Linked DNA regions of Homo sapiens: region 2 is linked to region 1. A link is an interaction called in ENCODE POLR2A ChIA-PET data of the cell type or tissue named here. Cell type or tissue: Panc1. All regions are shown on one strand. Links, peaks and the distances in the headings refer to the core of each region. The heading gives the core; the rest is flanking DNA. Region 1 has its middle 45 kb from the start of LINC02836. Region 2 has its middle 110 kb from the start of LINC02836.

Region 1 (2,917 bases), core at 237-2,736:
GGAGACAACTGAATCAAAGAACCATCATGGGCTTTGCTTTACAGGAACCAGAAATCCCAAACCTACCTGCTTCAAAAATGTTAAAATGAGATTGAACCATATAAGGGTTCAAAAGGATCACTCTCTCTAGCTGAGACAATGATTTATTTTCTCCTCACTTATGAGATTATATCTACTTAAAAAAAAAACTTCCAGCCATCTCACCAGATGACTCACTAGTATATTATAAGATATATGAGAACCCCTATATCCTCAACATTCATCAAGGTTTGTACCATATAGAAAATCCTCAGTCTCCCAAGTTAAACCAAAGAGAGAGAAGTTTATTTTATCTGCATCTGTTCCTCTAATCTGTTCAACCAAGTTCATCCTTGAGCTATTATGTATACTGAGGAACTTTATTTTGTCTTCCATCTATTTAGCAATGCATTCTACCTCCCATGAACATAACATTTTTGCTTCCATTGTAACCCTTGATTGGAAACTTTCTATCCCCTGGAGAGAATGGAGAAATAATTGAGCCAATCTTGGCCAGTCTTATAAAAATTCACAGATGCTGCTTTGAATAGAATTGTTCATAATGGTTCAAAAGAGGCTTTCTGCTGTAACTTTCATCTCAACATATGAGGTGGGTGGTGGGGAGAGAGGAAATGGATCAGTGGCCAAAATCAAGGTTGATCCTGGCTCTAACCCAAGCCCCACCCACAAACACCATCTAAAGCAAGACCATTTGTCAGCACTTCATTCACAAGCATCATTATCAAAATTCCACAATTCGCTGGTGGTATCAAAGGTTTGTTTTAATGGAAATGATTTATATGGCATCTTCTCTGTGAAGAGTCAGGAAGGTCCATTTGGAATCTCGACTTTGAACACGGTGGTCTGAGGACAGTTACATGCTGTGGAGTCAAAAGCCTGCTGCAGACTGCGCTGAAATGGATGCTACAGATGTCACCCAGAACCCAGTGAAATGAAGAACTTCAACGAGCTAGGAAAGAAAGTGAAGAGGAACGTTTTCCTTCTGACATTTCTCTAACAACTGTGTCTAACCTGAAAATGTGGCTCCAATCCTTTTCAAAACTATTATTTTCTTTACAGCAAAGTTCTAAAAACTTGGTTTCTTTTGATTTCTCCCCCTGGCAGGAAAATGACACATTTGGGGCCAAGGCATGAAAGCGTGGCCTCTTGGGAGAAGGGGGAGGGCTATTGCTTTCGAGCCCGCAAACAGTTGCAGGTGCAAAAAATGTGCACACAAAAGGGGAGGTCTGGTAGGGGCCCCTTTTCAAATGTAACCTTTTAAGTTCAATACATCTCTTTGCTCTTCCTTTTGTGAGCTGCGTGCTTCCCTCCCACGCTCTAATGCACATCCCGGTCTTCAATGTGGCCTCCAGAAGGAATCTTCATGTTTGTTGTGAAGTTTTCCGTAATTACATAATCGTTGAAGTCTGTGAGTTCGTGTTGAGGTGGCTGAAAAATGCGAGCTTGAGGATTACAGTAACATAATTAGATCGCTTCCTGTAAGAACCCAGCGACTTTTCCCTGGGTCCGTCTTCGATTGGCTGCCCTCCGAGGCCTTCCTCCTCCCGAGTGAATCACAGCCCGCTCAGTGGGCATTTCTGCCGGCCAACCGCTCCAAGGTGTTTCGCGGCATCTGTTTGTGTTGTGGGTGAATTCTACAAACACACTCTGTTGATTTGATTATGAAGGAAGGAGCAACAAAGCCAGAGGGCTGTGGTTTCTTGAATGCCTTTGTGTCTATGTGGTGACAGAACCAGTGCTTAGTTTGTCTGGGCCACGGTACCTTGACTCATCCGGTGGTGTCTAGAAGCCTTGATTCCTTGCCTTGGGGTATAAGGGGAAAGAAGGAAAGAACACAGCTGAGTTTTAGGTTTTTAATAGAATTTGATATCTGACATGCATCACTTATGAATTTTTTCTAAGTCAGCTGGATAGTGAAGATTATATATTAAAAACAAACAAAACCAGAAATAGCTTTTTATTACCCACAGTATCATCCCCTTAGAATACACTTTCCCAGCACCCAGCGATCCTTAGAAATAATTATCCATGTGATCTCTAAACCCTTTCTTGCTCTCCTTTGTTCAGTTCTCTGGGTGTGTTTGCTGCTTAGTTTAATCCTGGCTCATGCACAGACCCTAGTTTTTTTTTTTTTTTTTTTTTTTTTAAGCATAGGTGAAGATGTGACAACAGCTGATTATCTTCTAAATAAAAGTGACTTCACCACATAGGAAAGCTTTGCACAGCTATCTTGTTATTTAGCTGGTTTCCATGAAACTTCTGTTGTCCGTCGATAGTCCAGGCCAAGGGAGTAGCTGTGAAATAAGAATGTCTTCAGGGTTATAGGAGGGAAATCTCCCCACTTTATTTGGTTTTGTAATAAAGAACAGGAATCTGAGATTCTATCATTGATGCCAGAATATAACATCTGATTTTTTTTTAAGTGAAAAGACAGGTGGGTCTCAAGTGAAAAGAGTATACATCTAGGCTGGGCGCAGTGGCTCATTCCTGTAATCCCAGCACTTTGGGAGGCTGAGGCGGGCAGATGGCTTGATCCCAGGAGTTGGAGACCGGCCTGGGCAACATAGCGAAACCCAGTCTACAAAAAACACAAAAATTAGCCAGACTTGGTGGCACACTTCTGTAGTCCCAGCTACTTGGGAGGTTGAGGTAGGAGAATCACCTGAACCTGGGAAGTCAAGGTTGCAGTGAGCTGAAATCATGCCACTGTACTCCAGCCTGTATGACAGAGCAAGCAGAGTGAGGCCCTGCCTCTCTCTCTTTCTCTCGCTCTCTCACAGCCACACACACACACACACACACACACACACACACACACACGTATACATCTAATTTGGGAGAGTGTCAGGACTGGTTCAATTGCCAGTTACTACATTTA
Region 2 (2,917 bases), core at 121-2,620, 160 kb before region 1:
TCAAACTCAAAATAAGAATTTTTGCCAATAGCATTTAAAGGGAAATAAATTTTCACATTGCTCTGTTTTCCTGAGGGCAGGGGCTGCAGTCTCTTCTCTTTATTTTAGTACCCACCTCAACAGCACTTTGCAGCTGGTGTGGTGGGTACTCACTGGTAAACTAAACTAACTAATCTGCAGATCAGTCTCTCTAGAAAATATTTATGACTCATATTTGATCCTGATACTCCCTTGCTGAAACTCTTCAATGTCTTTTTCTTGCTATGAATATCAAGTCCAGAACTCAAAATGTGTCCTCCAAGGCCTCTCATGCTGGGCTGATGGTCATCTCCTTGTTCTGGTTCCACTATGCAGGTTCTTGATAGCCAGCCTCCCTTCGGAATGGCCAAGTCTGTGCCTTTCTAAATTGCTAAATGTTTAGAACATCACCCCTGCCTATGTGACCTGGCCCCTGCCCACCTCTCAGACTCATCTCTGGCTCACCGTCCATGTAGTCACACACTCTCTCTTTTTGGTTTCTTTGAATGTGCTGGGCTTCAGGACACCTTGGTTCCCACCCAATCTGTGTCTTCTACTGGGGAATCTTCCCAGTTTTGTTCACCTAGTAGTTAACTCTTTCTCATTCTTCTGATCTCAGTTGTAATCTCAAGGCTGTAGGTGGCTTTTCTGAATCCATACCCTGTGATTAAGTTAAGGATTACTTTGGTACACTCTTAAAGCACACTAGAGTTTCCCTTAAGTATTGATCATAACTTTGTTAAGATGATTATTTGGGTAATTGTTTATGGTAGGCTCCTAGAGGCTAGGAAACTCATCTTGCTCTGATAACACACATGTTTGCCACACAGAAGATTCTTAACTATTTGATGCAGTGAAAGAATAAATAAAAGGTAGGCTAAAGCAATGTGAATGATCAGTTTTTTTTTTCCTAAAACTATTCAGATTCTATAAAAACCCTTGTTGAAGAAGACCTCTGATTCAAATGTTTCATGCATACTCATTTCATCTGTGTTTGAAATGAGCCTCAGAGGTTTCTTAGCTCTTTTACAGCTGGACAGATCTACTTGAAAACAATTTTAAGGGATCTGCTTTGCTTTTTTTTTCTTTTGACATTCTTTTTGCCACAGTCTCCTGATTACATTTCTAATCTCTGGGTCATAATCAAGTGATGGCTGAGTTTCACCTACATATACACGTTCTATGAAAACCCACAAGAAACCTAAATGAAAGGAAAAGCTTATCAAATTTCTTTTAGGCTCTGTAGCCTAAGTTGTTTTAGACCCTAGGATTTAAGCATGCGCTAATTTGTCTGTTTTGTTTGATCAAATTATACTTTTATACTACATCAATTATACTTTTCTGGTTTTATTTGAACTAAAAATATTTTCCCACATGAAAGAGTCATTTTGAGTAATACTGTAACAAACCAAAGTTTGCCACGTACATCCTGAATGCTATTGCCAGTATTTCTTCTTGTTTTTATTTTAAATTTGTTTTTAATTAGCTTTGTGACCCATCAAATAGCCACTTCCATGAGTGAACCCTATACTGCACTTTCCTACCAACTACCAGCCGATTCATTCAACATTAATAGTCATGAAAAAACCCCTGCACGAAAACTTACAACAAGCTCCAAACACCCAAATAAAACTCCCCAAACCAAATAAGCAACACATAAATAATTTATTTTTTTCAGAATAGAAACACATTTTTCTTTTGGATAATATCAAGGTTCACTTTTAAAAGATGTATTCATTTTTTACGGTTCTCTTCAAATAGAAATGACTGTTCAATGCTGTGACACTGAATCACGAGATAAAATCAAATCTCCTAAGCAGATTTTCATGTCACCATATGTGGAATAAAGAATGATGGTGAGCAAGAGAGAAAAAAACATTCCTCTTAGAGTGGGACAAGAGAAGAGGACATACAAAATAACTAAAAGAGCAGAAAGTACCCTGAATGCTATAATTTAGGCTGTGGTGAAAGTAAATTTGGACTTCCCTGAGCCCTGTCAGTGGTAGAAAAAACATGCCAGGTTAGCAGGAGGAAGGAGATGCTCTCTGGTTGACCCTAAGGCAGGACCCCAACCCCCTCCCTAGAGATCACAGGATGCCCCCTCTCTTGGGGGAGATTCCCATAGTGAGTTACTCATTAGACTCCAACTGTTTCCAAGATTTGTGAGTGTGAGGACAGGAAACCCAGAAAGGTCTGCAGAAGTCTGGTCAATGTGGCTTCATTTGAGAAGGAAAGAGTCTTCTCATGGCCTCAACCCAAGGCTTTCTTCCACCGTGCCCCGTCCCAAATGGGCTGAGAGCCGTTATGGGACCTCTACCCTGCCTGAAAAAGAAATTCTACAAAACCAGTCAGAACTTGGGGCTTATCTTACTTCTGCTGTAAGAGTGTGCTTGAAATTGACATTCAGTTTAATTCCCTTAAAACCTTAAAAATAATGACAAGGGGCTTGCTGGAGTTCTCCTATTGCCATACTACTGATGTAAAGATCCACAGCTGGGCTTTCTTTTGCCCTTCGGAACAAGAAATCTTGTTTTCAGGCCATTCAAGTCACAGTAGACGTTTGGCTTTTGTTGTTTCTGCTTTGACTTGCTAAAGAGGTAATATACATGGTGAATGAGAGAGGAGAAATACTTCCAAGTTAAGGCTGGTGGTCCCAACATTGCTATTGTTGTGAGGGCTGAAGAAAATCATAGTTTTACTCTGTGATTTTTAAGGTCTGTAAATGAACCCATATATATTTTTCAGTTAGTCCAGGATAGAAGGGTTAAAGAAGGAAAAGTCCACTGGTTGGCCAGGAATAAGACAGGCCATCTTCTGTGGAGGAGCAGGTCTGGGAGTCTGGGGGAAGCATGAGCTTGATGCCTAGATCCATCTAAAACACAGAGGCCCAGTTCAGAGA

The links. Peaks named below come from ENCODE experiments on the same cell type or tissue, not always from the same donor. Only the 100,000 strongest peaks of a DNase experiment are listed, where the experiment ranks them.
Region 2: POLR2A ChIA-PET joins it to region 1 with 5 read pairs; 1 of 35 experiments calls an interaction of 5 or more read pairs at or near these places.

The regions. Positions count from the first base shown.
Region 1 is chr6:105,586,284-105,589,200 of GRCh38, reverse strand. No RefSeq gene overlaps it. Among named protein-coding and RNA genes, the nearest start is that of LINC02836, 45 kb to the left of the region's middle. In Panc1, for the core only: no CTCF peak of the experiment used is centred there; a DNase peak (open chromatin) is centred at 1,560; H3K4me3 peaks cover 664 bases; H3K27ac peaks cover 1,805 bases.
Region 2 is chr6:105,743,197-105,746,113 of GRCh38, reverse strand. No RefSeq gene overlaps it. Among named protein-coding and RNA genes, the nearest start is that of LINC02836, 110 kb to the right of the region's middle. In Panc1, for the core only: no CTCF peak of the experiment used is centred there; no DNase peak of the experiment used is centred there.